Linked DNA regions of Homo sapiens: region 2 is linked to region 1. Evidence: chromatin loops called from intact Hi-C (ENCODE). Cell type or tissue: IMR-90. All regions are shown on one strand.

Region 1 (8,000 bases):
TCAAGGAGAAGGACGGAATCTCTTTTGGAGCTGGGAGCCTTCCTGCCTTTGATTGGGAGATGTGTGACACAAGCGCTCCCTTAGCCGCATTGGCTGGTGTCTCACTAGGTCATGTACCTCCAAGTCCACTGGCTCTGAGCCCAGCCCAGCACTACAACTTGCCTAGGAGTTACAGTCCTTGTGACCTAGCCTGCCTTTTACTGTTATTTAGGACCCCAGAGCACTTTAGCCTGTGGTGGCGAGGCTTGCAGAAACTCCAGTTCCAACCTCCAGGCTGTGTGATTGTCCTGTCCCTGGGGCTGGTCTAAATGCTCCATTCATTGGCATTGGCTGAGTTCTGCCGGGATTGGCAGCACTGCGTTCCGGCTTGTAGTCCCACAGTTGCTGTGCTCTTTCCCCGTGTGCAGCGCAGATTCTTCCTCTGTGCCCTGTGGTTGCTACGAGCGCATGGGGGAGGGCTGGGGTCAGCAATTCAAGACTGTCTTTTCTATCCTCTTCACTGCCTCTTTCAGCAATATGAAGGTACTGTGATTGCTCACATGATTTTTGGTTCTTATGAAGGTGCTTTTTGTGTAGGTGGTTGTCAGATTTGGTGTTCCTGCAGGGAGGACAATCGGTGGAGGCTTCTATTTGGCCATATTGCTCTGCCTCCCATTCCAGCTTGTTTCTATTTTTAATTTTTGTTGCAATGGAGTCTTTTGCCTGGCCCTGAATAATATTTAAATAAATCACAAGGACTTGAAACTACAAAATGTATACTTAGAGCCAAAGTCACCTTACTTGTAAGAACTGGAAATGGGGATAATGCTCTCTATGGTTATGCAGCCTACTCTTTTACTAACCTTTCTGGACTAGATCTTTGAAGTGCGTCTTAGCTTTCCTCCTTTCCTGAAGAGAGCAGAGATAGTGCTGCTTTAACTGTGGTCATACATGTATGAGGAATAACTTTAGTGTGAGCTGTTGGTTTTAAAGAGTCATATATTATTCTATGCACTTTTGTAAGTTCATTTTATAATGAGCAGATTGGTCAACTGACATTTTTGATTATTTGTAATACATGTGTTGCTTGGAATAATACTGTTAATTTCCAGAAATATAAGTGAACCTTAGCTTTTCTGTTGGTGGCTTTTAAACTTTTTATGATGGGAAAATGTGTGAATTTTCTCCTGGGAAAGTATAGACTGGAGACTTAGATACCAGTAGATGAATTGAGGAATTTCTGTGTAGCAGTTTAATATAGAAAAGAGTTAGCTGTCCATGAGGAAGGGCTTTAAGAACAACAATAACTACCAAAAAAAAAAAAAAAAAGAAGAAAAAGAAAAGAATTAGCTGTTAGATAGCTGTGGCTTGAGAATTGGCAAGTCAGAGACAGAACTGTTGCTTTATTGACAACATACTTTTCACACTAATGGAAGTATTAAAAGTATATAGCCTACATTATTGTGGCTGGGCACAGTGGCTCACACCTGTAATCCCAGCACTTTGGGAGGCTGAGGTCAGGAGTTCGAGATCAGGCTGTCCAACATGGCGAAACCCCGTCTCTGGTAAAAATACAAAAATCAACTGAGCATGGTGGCACATGCCTGTAGTCCCAGCTACTCAGAGGGCTAAGGCGCAAGAATTGCTCGAACCTGGGAAGTACAGGTAACAGTGAGCTGAGATCATGCCATTGCACTCCAGCCTGCGTGATGGAGTGAGACTCTTGTCTCCAAAACAAAGCCAGTAAATAGTCTAGATTACTGACATCTAATTTCATGAAATACTTGACATTCTATTCAAGTGTATAGAAAATTTAATTTTGGTAATGTTACATTTTAAAGGCAGTAGTATCCAGGATATATGTATGGGCCAAGAGTTCACGATGAAGTTGCTAAGAGCAACTGCAACAAAAGCAAAAATTGACAAATGGGATCTAATTAAAGAGTTTCTGCACAATCAAAGAAACTGTCAGCAGAGTAAACAGACAACCTATAGAACGGGAGAAAATATTTGCAAACTATTCATCTGATAATGCTCTTATATCCAGAATTTATAAGGAACTTAAATTATAAAGAAAAACACAACCCCATTAAAAAGCAGGCAAAGGACATGAACAGACATTTCTCAAAAGAAGACATACATGTGGCTAACACTCATATAAAAAAAGCTCAACATCACTGATCATTGGAGAAGTGCAAATCAAAACCACAATGAGATATACCATCTCACATCAGCTGGGTGAGATACCATTGCTGGGTATATAACCATAGGAATATAGTTCTATTATAAAGACATATGTATGTGTATGTTCATTGCAGCACTATTCACAACAGCAAAGACGTGGAATCAACCTAAATGCCCATCAGTGGTAGACTGGATAAAGAAAATGCATACGTACATATACACTATGGAATACTATGCAGCCATAAAAAAGAATGAGATCATGTCCTTTGCAGGAACATGGATGGAGCTGGAGGCCATTATCCTTAGCAGACTAACACAGGAACAGAAAACCAAATACCACATGTTCTCATTTATAAGTGGGGGAGCTAAATGATGAGAACACATGGACACATACAGGGGAACCACACATACTGTGGCTTATTGGAGTGGGAGGGTAGGAGGAGGGAGAGGATCAGAAAAAATAACTAATGGATAGTAGGTGTAATACCTGGGTGATGAAATAATCTGTATAACAAATCCCTGTGACACCCGTTTACCTATGTAACAAACCTCCACATCCTGCACATGCACCCCTGAACCTAAAAGTTAAAAAAAAGTTGAAAAGCAGAAAAGAGAAAAATGTTCTGCTTTTCTCTTTGGAATATAATGATGTTTTTTTAACAACTTTATTAAGGAATAATTGACATAAACTGCATAGTTACAGCATACAATTTGATAACTTTTGAGATCCACACATCTCCATGAAATCGCTACAAATAATTTAGTGAATATAACAATCATGCTTTAAAAGTTTTTCTTTGCCACTTTGTAATTTCTGTTTCTCTCCCTTCTTCCCTCATTCCTAGTCTGTCGTGAATCTGCTATCATTATTGGTTTGTTTGCATTTTCTAGAATTGTATGTAAATGGACTTTTGTAGTCTAGTTTCTTCAGTGTTATTTTGAGGTCCAATTATATTGCATGTTTCAGTCCTTCATTCCCTTTTTATTGCTCAATACGATTGCATTGTATGGATTTATCACAAGTTTTAAAATCCATCTACCTGTGGATGGTTATATTAGCTATCTACTGCTGTATAACAGATTATTTGAAAACTTAGTGGCATGAAACAACATGCATGTATTATCTTACAGTTTCTGGGCCAGGAATTTGGGAGTGGCTTAGTTGGGTGACTCTGACTCAGGAATTTCATGAGATTGCCTCAGTCTCTGGTCCTCTGACCAAGGATCCTCTTTGCAGGGATGCTTGAGTGTCCTTATGACATGAAATCTGGTTACTGCTAAAACAAGTGATCCAAGAGCAGCATGGGCAAACAGGAAGCTCCAATGCCTTTTTTTTTTTTTTTTTTAAAGACAGAGTCTCACTCTGTCATCCAGGCTGGAGTGAATGGCATGACCTTGGCTCATTGCAACTTCCGCCTCCCAGGTTGAAGCGATTCTTGTGCCTCAGCCTCCTGAGTAGCTAGGATTACAGATGTGCGCCACCACACCCAGCTAATTTTGGTATTTTTAGTAGAGTTGGGGTTTCACCATGTTGGCCAGGCTGGTCTGGAACTCCTGACCTCAAGTGATCTGCCCGCCTCAGCCTCCCAAAGTGCTGAGACACTGCATCTGGCTGGAAGCTTCAATGCCTTTTATAACCTGGTCTCAGCAGTCACACATTGTTACTTTCTTCATGATACTGTTTGCTAGAAGTAAGTCACTCCATCTAGCCCACACTCAAAGAGCAAAGAATTGGGGCTGCTTTTGAAGAAAGCAGTGTTAAAGAATTTGTTGTCATATTTTAAAGCTACCGCAATGGACTTTGGGGTTGTTTTTAGGTTTTGGCTATTACAAATAAAAATGCTTATTAAAATACATGTAAAAATCTGTGTAGGCATATAGTTTTATTTCTTTATGTGAATAGCCAGGTGTAAAACGGCTAGTTTGTAAGATAGTGTTATGCTTAAATGTTTACTATTTTTAAAGTGAAGACTGTAAGCCATTGCTAAGAGAAAATAAGGAAATATTTAATTTCTTTTATTTATTGTTTATATTAATTTTTAATACAGTCACGCATCATTTAACAACAGTGAAACATTCTGAGAAATGTGTTGTTAGGTGATTTCTTCATTGTGTGAGTATCATAGAATGTACTTATCACAAACCTAGGCAGTGTAGCCTCCTACACACCTAGGCTACGTGGTGTAGTCTATTGCTTTTACGCTGCAAACCTATACAGCATGTTTCTGTAATGAATACGTTAGGCATTTGTAACATAATGGTAGATATTTGTGTATTTAAACATAGAAAAAGTACAGTACAGATACAGTACTATAATTTTATGGGACCACCGTTATATGTGCGGCCTGTCTTTGACCAAAATGTCATTATGCGGCACATGACTGTTTTACATTTCTTTAAAGTGTTAATATCTGTAAAGAAATTAAAACCTACACAAATGTTGTTTTGCAAAGTGGATTGTGCTATTTTACATCAGCAGTGTACAAGAGTGCAGGGGTTCCACATGCTCAGCAACACTTGGCATAGTCACTTTCTAAAATTGTTTATGGTTTTAATTTGCATTTCCTTATTAATAAGTAATGATGTTGAGCATTTTGTTTCTTTGCCATCTATGGATCTTCTTTGGTGAAGTGTCATCTTTTGTTCATTAAAAAAATGGATTTAGGCCGGGCATGGTGGCTCACGCCTGTAATCCCAGCACTTTGGGAGGCCGATGCGGGCGGATCACGGATCAGGAGATCCAGACCATCCTGCCTAACACAGTGAAACCCTTTGTCTACTAAAAATACAAAAAATTAGCTGGGCGTGGTGGTGGGGGGCGCCTGTGGTCCCAACTGCTGGGGAGGCTGAAGCAGGAGAATGGCGTGATCCCGGGAGGTGGAGCTTGCAGTGAGCTGACATCACGCCACTGCACTCCAGGGTGACAGAGCAAGACTCCGTCACACACACACACACACACACACACACACACACACACACACACACGAAAAAGAAAAAATATGGATTTATTGGCCTGGCGTGGTGACTCACGCCTGTAATCCCAGCCCTTTGGAAGGCTGAGGCGGGCGGATCACTTGAGGTCAGGAGTTCATGACCATCCTGGGCAACATGGCGAAACTCTGTCTCTACTAAAAGTACAAAAATTAACTGGCGTGGTGGCATGCCCCTGTAATCCCAGCTGCTTGGGAGGCTGAGGCAGGAGAATCACTTGAACCTGGGAGGCGGAGGTTGCAGTGAGCCGAGATCACACCACTGCACTCCAGCCTGGGCGACAGAGCAAGACCCTGTCCCCCGCCCAAAAAAAAAAAAGGATTTATCTTCATATTTACTGAGTTGTTATATGTTTTGCAGATATTTTCTTCCATGCTTTGGCTTGCCTTTTTCATTTTTGTAGCAGTGTTTTTTAAAGATCAAACTTTTTTTTTATGAAGTCAGTTTATTGATTTTGTTCTTTTGTAGTTTTCTTTTGTGTTCTGTTAGGAAATGTTTGCTTAACCCTATTCAGTAAGATTTTTTTCAATGTTTTCTTGTGGAAGTTTAGGTCTATGATCTATTTCAAGTTAAATTTTATAAATGTTCTGTGGTAACGGTTGAAGTTCTTTTTCCTCTCTATTATTATTAAATTCTTTGCATGTGGCTCTCCAGCTTGCTCTGTACATTTTCCCATCTTTATTGGCACCTTTTGTAAAAAAAATAAATGAATAAAAGCTGACCATATGCGTGGGTAATTTCTGCTTTATTGATCTTTTTGCTTGTCTTTTTTCTTTTTTTTTTTTTCCTGAGACAGTCTTGCTTTGTTTTCTGGGCTAGAGTGCAGTGAAATGAAAATGACTCACTGCAGCCTCCACCTCCTGGGCTCAAGTAATCCTCCTGCCTTAGCCTCCTGAGTAGCTGGGACCACAGGCACATGCTACACCCCTGGCTAATTTTTTGAATTTTTGTCGAGATTGGGGGGTCTCACTTTGTTGCCAAGGCTGGTCTCCAACTCCTGGGCTCAAGTGATCCTCTCAAACTGTTGGGATTACAGACGTGAGCCACTGTACCCAGACTTTACCTGTCTTTATACAGTACCATACTTCATTGATTACTGTAGCTTTCATAGTAAGTCTTGAAATCAGGTAGTATGAGTATTCTAACTCTTTTCCTCTTTTTCAAAGTTATTTTGGCTATTCTAGGTCCTTTATGTTTTCATATAACTTTTAGAATCAACTTTTCAGTTTCTACTGAGATTTGGAGTGGAATTGCGTTGAATGTATAGATCAATTTGAGGTGAATCAACATTTTGCTAATAATAAGTCTTCTAATCTGAATAGTATATGTGTTACTCAAAGTAGAGGGCCATGATTCTGTCTATTTGTGTGTGTATGATTTGCTCACTTTATTTGACAATCAGTGGTTAGTTCTTGTCCACACTGACTTTCGACAGATTTTTGAAAGTGGTGACAGACACATAGGTAATCAATGTATAGAGCTTGTTTGGTGAATGTTCAGCCTCATCATGTTTTCTGGAAAACCACATATGGGATCCTATGAGATATTGCTTGTTCCTTTGTTCCAGACAGCTTTGTTTTGCCTGGTGTCAATGCGCACATCTAGAATTCCCATCTCCTTCATGGCAAATTTCTGGATCTCTTTGAGTGCCTGAGGGCCATGCTTCTTGAAGCCCACTCCATGGATGTGCTTCTGAATGTTGCTGGTGTACCCTCGGGTCACCTTATCGATGGCAGGATGTTTCTTCTTGCCGCCCATCTTTGTGGAGCCGTTCTGCTGGACCCAAATTAGAAAAGAAGAGCATGAAAGATTGTCTCCATTTGTTTTTTTTTTTAATTTCTCTGAGCATGTTTTGTAGTCATCACTGTGCAAGTCTTGCATATTTTTTGTCAAATTCATCCTTAAGCATTTCCTATTTGTTATTATAAATGGCTTTTTTTGTTTGTTTGTTTTCAGATGGAGTTTCGCTCCTGTTGCTCAGGCTGGAGGGGCAATGGCGTGATCTCGGTTCACTGCAAGCTCTGCCTCCCGGGTTCAAGCGATTCTCCTGCCTCAGCCTCCCAAGTAGCTGGGATTACAGGGATGTGCCACCACGCCCGGCTGATTTTGTATTTTTAGTAGAGACGGGGTTTCTCCCTGTTGGTCAGGCTGGTCTCAAACTCCCGACCTCAGGTGATCTGCCCGCTTTGGCCTCCCAAAGTGCTGGGATTACAGGCGTGAGCCACAGCGCCTGGCCAGTATTTTTTTTTTAATGTTCAGTTTCTATTTGTTCATTGCTGGTCTTAGAAATACAACTGATTTTTGTATTTTGACTTTGTTTCTACAGCCTTCTTAAACTCACTTATTAATTTTAGCAGTTTTTTTTTTGCAGGTTCCATAGTGTTATCTATAGAGCTGATCACATCATCTGTGGATAAAGACAATTTTATATTCTTCCTTTCTAATCTGTATGCTTTTTATTTCTTGTATGATTGCATTGCTAGAATTTCTAGTGTAATGTTGAATAGAAGTGATGAGTAGGCATTCCTGGCCTTGGTCCTGATCTGAGGGTGAAAGTAGCCTTTTGCCACTAGCCAGGATGTTAGATACAGATTTTTCATATGTCCCCTTTATTACGCCAAGGAAGGTACCTTATATGTCTATATTCCTGAGAGTTTTTAAAAATCAGGAAGGGAAGATTTTTGTTGCAGTGCTTTTTTGTGTCTGTCATACAGTTTGTTTTTTAAGTCTGTTAACATGGTGAATTATGTTGATTTTTTTGAATGTTAAATCCATCTTTCATTCCTGGAATATATCCCAGTCGGTCATGATGTATTTTCCTTCCTATGTATTCTTATGTCATTACT
Region 2 (8,000 bases), 82 kb before region 1:
ACCCTCCGGCTCTTGGGTTCAAGCAGTTCTCCTGCCTCAGCCTCCCGAGTAACTGGGATTATAGGCGTGCACCTCCACGCCTGGCTAATTTTTTGTATTTTTAGTAGAAACGGAGTTTCACCATGTTAGCCAGGCTGGTCTCGAACTCCTGACCTCAGGTGATCCGCCCGCCTCAGCCTCCCAAAGTGCTGGGATTACAGGCATAAGCCACCATGCCCGGCTAGATACGATTCTTGTTCAGTAACTTAGAATAACTTTTTTTTTAAAAAGGGTGTTTGTGGGTGAATTATGTTTGAGAGACAGAGTCTTACTTGTTATCCAGGCTGTTCTCCAACTCCTGGACTCAGGTGATTCTCCTGCCGCAGCCTCCTGAGTAGCTGGGATTACAGGTATGAGTCACCATGCCCAGTCAGGTGAAAGGTTTTAATGGGCGAAAGACATTGGAATAAAATGTGACTACTAAATACACCTCAGTTATGTGTTGCTATTAAGTCTGGATTGGTGCCAATCTTGTCTCCTTCCTTTGCCTTCCATCTTTATAATAAACTTTTAGCAACTGCCTGTTAATACAGTGGGTAAGGGCTGAGGGGAAATTTTTTTTTTTTTTAATCTCAGAAGCAGTAGAATGGAATTATAAAGTAATTTTATTATGAACCAAAATACAGGAATCCTGACTGGGTGTGGTGGCTCAAACCTGTAATCCTAGCACTTTGGGAGGCTGAGGTGGGCAGATCAGTTGAGGTCAGGAGTTCGAAACCAGCCTGGCCAGCATGGTGAAACACCATCTCTACTAAAAATACAAAAAAATTAGGTGGGCGTGATGGTGGGCACCTGTAATCCCAGCTACTCGGGAGGCTGAGGCAGGAGAATTGCTTGAACCTGGGAGGCAGAGGTTGCAGTGAGCTGAGATTGCGCCACTGCACTCCAGCCTGGGGGACAGAGTGAGACTCCATCTCAAAAAAAAAAAAAAGAAAATTCTTGCAGGTGGGGCGCAATGGCTTACATTTGTAATCCCAGCACTTTGTGAGGTCGAGGTGGAAGGATTGCCTGAGACCAGCCTGGGCAACATAGAGACCTTGTCTCTAATTTTAATGAAAAAAAAAAAAAAAAAAAAGCATGTAAAGTAGGACTTATCCTCATTTTAAAAATGTGGGTTTTTTTTTGCTTTTTTTTTTTTTTTTTTTTGAGACAGAGTCTCACACTGTCGCCCAGGCTGGAGTGCAGTGGTGCAATCTCCACTCACTGCAACCTCCACCTCCCTGGTTCAGGTGATTCTCCTGCCTCAGCCTCCCGAGTAGCTGGGATTACAGGCGCCTGCCACCACACCTGGCTAATTTTTTATATTTTTAGTAGAGACGGGGTTTCACTATGTTGGCCAGGCTGGTCTTGAACTCCTGACCTTGTGATCCACCAGCTTCGGCCTCCCAAAATGCTGGGATTGCAGGTGTGAGCCACCTCGACCAGACTCAAAAATGTTTTAAAAAATCCGGAAAAATCTGCAACTGGACATTTTGATAGATTAATTGACTTTTTAAAAATAGTTACTTCTTTTGCTAGTAATTGACTTTCTTAATGGTGAACTTTCACATGGTGGTCCTGGAAGAGAATTCACTCATTTACTCTATATGTTAAGCCAAAGGCTTTAATTTCATTTGTTAGGCTGGGTGCAGTAGCTTATGCTATAATCTCAACAGTTCAGGAGGCTGAGGAGGGAGGATCACTTGAGGCCAGGAGTTTGAAATCAACCTAGGCAACAGAGTGAGACCCTGTCTTTACAAAAAAAAAAAAATTAGCCAAATGTGGCCCACGCCTGTAGTCCCAGCTACTCAGGAGGCTGAGGCAGGAGGATTGTGATGCCCTGGAGTTTGAGGTTACAGTGAGCTATGGTGATGCCACTGTACTCCACCTTGGAAGACAGAGCAAGACCCTGTCTCTTTAAAAAAAATTATTAAATATTGTGTCAGTTAAATTTGCGTTGTTTATGGTGTCTTTTATCATATAGAAATTTAAAAGCTGGCTTTTGTTTATTGCCTAGCAAAGTTTCCCTACCCCATTATATTTTTCTGTCATTTTATAGTGATTTTAAGTTTCATGTAATGCAACTGGGTCTTAGTTTTGATTGTAGCAGATAATCTAATTTTATTTTCTTCCTAATGAAAACCACTTGTTCTAACACCTTTAAAAAAAATTCATTCTTCATTGATTTAAAATGAATCGCACATCCCTTTTGTGATGTGCGGGAGGACAAATTTCCTCTTGTTATATGTTTTACATATTTAGTCTTTACAGTACTTTTTTCTTCAATTTCAGAAGAGGATATGTCTTTCTATGTATTTTGGCCTTATTTATTTAAAACTTTTTATTATTTGGCCTTATTAAAATTTCAGGGATGATTCAACTATATGGTATTTAGGAAGAGACATACTTTAGATTTAAGGACATAAATAGGTTGAAAGTAAAAGACAAACCATGCAAACAGTACCCAAAAGAGAGGTGGAGTGGCTGTGCTAATATCAGATAAAATAGACTTTAAGACAAAAATTACTACAGGCAAGTATAATAAGAGGGCTGGGCATGGTGGCTCACTCCTGTAATCCCAGCACTTTGGGAGGCTGAGGTGGGCAGATCGCTTGATCTCTTGAGTTCGAGACCAGGCTGGGCAACATGATGAAACCCTGTCTCTACCCACAATACAAAAAAACCGTTGGCTGGGCATGGTGGCACATGTCTGTGGTCCCAGCTACTCAGGAGGCTGAGGTGGGAGGATCACTTGAGCCTGGGAGAGGTGGAGGTTGCAGTGAGCTGAGATCGTGCCACTGCACTCCAGCCTGGGTGACAGTGGGACTTTGTCTCCAAAAAAAAAAAATATATATATATATACATATATATGTATATATCTGTGTGTGTGTATGTGTATAAAAATAAAAGGGTCAATCCATAAGAAAGACATAATGACTATAAATATATATTCACTTAGCTGAGCTCCAAAATACACGAAACAAAAACAGCATTGCAGGCAGAAATAGACAATTCAGCAATCATAGTTTGAGATATAAATACTTCCAATAATGGGTGGAACAACCAGGCAGATGATTAATAAGGAAATAGAAGATGTGAACAGTGCTATAAACCAAGAAGACTTACTAGTTATCTATAGAACACTTCATACAGCAGCAGCAGAATTCACATTCTTCTCGAGTTTACATGAAGTATCCTCCAGCATAGAGTATGATGTTAGGCCATTAAACAAGCCTCAATAAATTTTAAAGTATTGAAATCATACAAAATATTTTCTGACCATAAGGGGATAAAATTTGAAATCAATAACAAGGAAATCTGAAAAATTCACAAATATGTAGAAATTAGCAGTACACTTCTAAGTAAACAGTGGATCAAAGAAGTCACAAGCAAAATGAAGAAATATTTTCAGATGAATGAAAACAAAAATAGAACACGCCAAACTTATGGGATGCAGCTAAAGCACTGCTTAGAGAGAAATTTATACCTGCAAACACTAATATTAAAAAAAAAAGAGGCCGGGTGCAGTGGCTCATCCCTGTAATCCCAGCACTTTGGGAGGCCGAGGTGGGTGGATCACGAGGTCAGGAGATTGAGAGACCAACATGGTGAAACCCCGTCTCTACTAAAAATACAAAAATTAGCTGGGCATGGTGGCACACACCTGTAATCCCAGCTACTCGGGAGGCTGAGGCAGGAGAATCACTTGAACCCGGGGGGCAGAGGTTGCAGTGAGCCAAGAGTACGCCACTGCACTTCAGCCTGGACAACAGAGTGAGACTCTGTCTAAAAAAAAAAGAGATCTCAAAATAGTAGCTAATCTTCACCCCAGCAAACTAGAAAAAGAAGAGTAAGCAAATCTCAAAGCAGCGAAAGGGAAGAAACTAAAAAAGGTAGAGCAGAAATAAGAGAAAATAGAGAAGAGAACAATTGAGAAAAATAATTGAAACCAAAAGGTGGTTCTTTGAAAAGCCTAACAAAATGGACACATCTTTAGTTAGAGTGACCAAGAAAAAAGGGCAGTGACTCAGATTACTTCATTCAAGAGTGAAAGAGGGCACATCACTACCAATTTACAGAAATAAAAAGGATTATGAGGAAATACTACAGATAATTGATGACATTAACTTAGAAGAATATATTTCAAGAAAGACACAAACTACTGAAACCGACTCAAGAAGAAACAGAAAATCTGAACAGACCTATAAAAAATAGAGATTTAATTGATATTCAGAAAGTTTCCCAAAAAGAAAAGCACTGGCCAAGATGACTTCACTGGTGAATTCTATCAAGTGTTCAAAGATGAATTACTGACATTCATTCACACTCCTTTAAGAAATAGAAGAGGAGACATCACTTTTCAAAGCATCGAGATTCCTAATCATTAGTCCATTGTTATCCTGCTACCAAAGCCAGGTGATGTATCACAAAAAAACCCTACAGACCAGCTGGGCACAATGGCTTATGCCTATATTCCCAGCACTTTGGGAGGCCGAGGCAGGAGGATTGCCTGAGCCCAGGGGTTTAGTCTGGGCAACACAGGGAGACCCTGTCTCTACCAAACCAAATCAAACAAAAAAAATTAGCTAAGTGTGATAGCATGCGTCTGTGGTTCCAACTACTTGAGAGGCTGAGATGGGAGGATTGCTTGAGCCCAGAATGTTGAGGCTACAGTGAGCTGTATTTGCGCCACTGCACTCCAGCCTGGGTGACAGAGCAAGATCCTGTCTCAAAAAACAAAAAAACAAAACCAGGCCAAACATGGCGGTTCATTCCTGTAATCCCAGCACTTTGGGAGGCCACAGTGGGAGGATTGCTTGCGTCCAGGAGTTCGAGATCAGTCTGGGCAACATAGTGAGACCTTGTCTCTATAAAAAAATTAAAAATTAGTTGTGTGTGGTGGTACATGCCTATAGTCCCAGCTCCTCAGGAGGTTGAGGCAGGAGGACCACTTGAGCCTGGGTAGTTGAGGCTTTGGTGAGCTGTGATGGTGCCACTGCACTCAGCCTGTGTGACATAGTGAGACCTAGTCTCAAAACAAAAATGAAACAAACCCACCAAAAACAAAGCAAACAAACCCTACAGACCAGTATTCCTTATGAATGCAGATACAAAAATCTTTGACGAAAGTACTAGCAAACTGAATATAGCACCATATAAAAAGGATTGTACACCATGACCAAGTCATAGTTATCCCAGGAATGCAAAGTTGATTTAATATACAAAAATCAATCAATGCAATATACTATAATAATAGGGTAAAGTATTAAAACAACACAATCATCTCAATAGATGCAGAAAAAGCATTTGACAAAATCTAACACTCATGATAAAACTATTCAAAAAACTAAAAATAGAAAATTTCCTAACTTGATCCTAATTTGATAACGGCCATCTTTAAAACACCCTCAGCTAACATCATATTTAGTGGTGAAGGACTAAAAGCTTTCCCCTAACATAAGGAGCAAGAAGCCTGTCACCACTTCTGTTCAACACTGTAGCAGAGGATAGAGCCAGAGCAGTTAGGCTGGAAAGAGAAATTAAAGGCATCCATATAGGAAAAGAAATAGTAAAACTATATTTTTAGATAATAAGTCTTGTACAATCAGCCTTTGTATCTATGGGTTCCACTTTTGTGAGTCAATCAATCATGGATTGAGAATATTTTGGAAAAAAACAATAAAAAATAACGATAACAAAGTACAAATAAATAGTATAACAACTATTTACACATAACATTTACATTGCATTAGGTATTAGAAATAATCTAGAGATGATTTAAAGTATATAAGATGATGTATGAAGGTTATTTGCAAATACAGTGCCATTTTATATACAGACTTGAGCATCCGTGGATTTTGGTATTAGTGGGTAGTGCAGGGGGTGGGCAGGGGGAGTCCTGGAACCAATGTCCTATGGATACCAAGGGATGAAGGTATATAGAAAATGCTAAGGAATCCACAAAAATCAGTTATAACTAGTAAGTTCAGCTAGGATGTAGTCTATAAGATCAATGTACAAAAATTATTTGTATTTCTGTATACTAACAAAGAAAACCAATCTGTCTATAGTGGCGTCAAAAAGAGGAAAGTACTTAGAAGACAGTACACTGAAAACACCATTGAAAGACATTAAAGACCTGAATAAATGGAAATACATCCCATGTTCATGGATCAGAAGGCTGAATATTGTTAAGATGGCAATATTCCCCAAATTGATCTACAAACTAAACGCAATCTCTATGAAAATTCCAACCGGTTTCTTTGAAGAAATTGTCAAGCTGATCCTAAAATTCATGTGGAAATATAAGTAACCCAGAACAGCCAAAACAATCTTGAAAAAGAACGAAGTTGGAGGATTCAATTTCCAATTTCAAAAGTTACTACAAAGTGATTGTAATGAAGACGGTGTAGTACTGGCATAAGGATAGACATATAGATCAGTGAAATAGAATTGAAGAGTCCAGAAACAAAGCCTTGCATTTATGGTGAGCCAGTTTTAACAGAGGTACCCAGACAATTCAATGCGTGAAAGAATAGTCTTTTGAACAAATGGTGCAAAGACAACTGAATATCCACACGTGAAAGTATGAAGTTGGAGCCCTATCTTATGTCATAGGCAAAAATTAACTCAAAATAGATCACAGGCCTGCATGGAAGACCTAAAACTATAAAGCTCTTAGGAGAAAACAGAATTAAATCTTTGTGACCTTGAATTAGGCAATGGTTTCTTAGGTATGAAATTTAAAGTACAAGGAACCCAAGAAAAGATTGATAAATTGAATTTCATTAAAATTAAAAACTTTCATGCTTCAAAGGACACAGAACATTAAAAGTCATGCACAAAATGAGAGAAAATATTTGCAAATTATACCTGTTAAGGGATTTGTATCTAGAGAATGTAAAGCTCTGCAACTCGAAGGACAAATAATCCAATTAAAGAATGGGCAAAGGATTTGAGTAAGTATTTCTTCAAAGAACATACCCAAATGGTCAATAAGCACATGAAAATATGCTCAACATCATTAACTAGCAATGCATATAAATACAAATAAAATCATGGTGAGATACGACTTCATACCCACTAGGATGGCTATACTGGAAAAGACAGATAATAACCAGCATTGGGAAGAATGTGGAGCTGTTAGAACCCTCATGCACTGCCAGTGGGAATGTAAAATGGTGAGCCACATTGGAAGAGTTTGGGAGTTCCTAAGATAAGAAGTTAAACATAGAGGCTGGGTGCGGTGCCTCATGCCTGTAATCCCAGCACTTTGGGAGGCCGAGACGAGTGTATCATGAGGTCAGGAGATCGAGACCATCCTGCCAAACATAGTGAAACCCCATCTCTACTAAAAATACAAAAAAAAAAAAAAAATTAGTCGGGCATGGTCGCATGTACCTGTAGTCCCAGCTACTCGGGAGGCTGAGGCAGGAGAATGGCGTGAACCCAGGAGGTGGAGCTTGCAGTGAGCCGAGATCACGCCACTGCACTCCAGCCTGGGTGACAGAGCGAGACTCTGTCTTGGGGAAAAAAAAGAAAAGTTAAACATAGAGTTACCATATGAGTTCTAGCGAGCCATTCCACTTCTAGGTGTATACCCAAGAGAAATGAAGATATATACCCACAAAACTTTGTACAAGGATGTTCATAGGAGCATTATTCACTGCCAAAAAGTGAAACAACCTGTGTCCGTACATGGATAAATAAGATATGAAGTATCTATACAAATGGAATTAAGGTATTCAGCTGTCAAATGGAATGAAATACTGTTATATGCCATAATATGGATGAACCTTGGAAACATTTTACTAAATGAAATAAGCCAAACACAAAAGCCATATATTATATAATTTTATGTGAAATGTCCAGAATAGGCAAATTTGTAGAGCCAAAATAGATTAGTGATTTCTAGGGGTTGGAGGGTGAGGGAAATGCAATTAGTGGTTGCTAACGGATATGGGGTTTCTTTTGGGAGTGAT

The links. A loop is a pair of places that touch in the nucleus more often than their neighbours do. Peaks named below come from ENCODE experiments on the same cell type or tissue, not always from the same donor. Only the 100,000 strongest peaks of a DNase experiment are listed, where the experiment ranks them.
Region 2: it touches region 1 in a loop (1.8-fold over the local background); 12 of 110 quality-filtered maps call a loop at or near these places.

The regions. Positions count from the first base shown.
Region 1 is chr3:195,348,590-195,356,589 of GRCh38, reverse strand. The region is part of intron 4 of ACAP2 (ArfGAP with coiled-coil, ankyrin repeat and PH domains 2); the gene reads left to right. It also overlaps the pseudogene RPL31P22. Among named protein-coding and RNA genes, the nearest start is that of XXYLT1, 81 kb to the right of the region's middle. In IMR-90, no CTCF peak of the experiment used is centred here; a DNase peak (open chromatin) is centred at 3,359; H3K27ac peaks cover 561 bases.
Region 2 is chr3:195,431,000-195,438,999 of GRCh38, reverse strand. The region is part of intron 1 of ACAP2 (ArfGAP with coiled-coil, ankyrin repeat and PH domains 2); the gene reads left to right. Among named protein-coding and RNA genes, the nearest start is that of ACAP2, 8.0 kb to the left of the region's middle. RefSeq lists an enhancer at 4,717-5,217. In IMR-90, no CTCF peak of the experiment used is centred here; no DNase peak of the experiment used is centred here.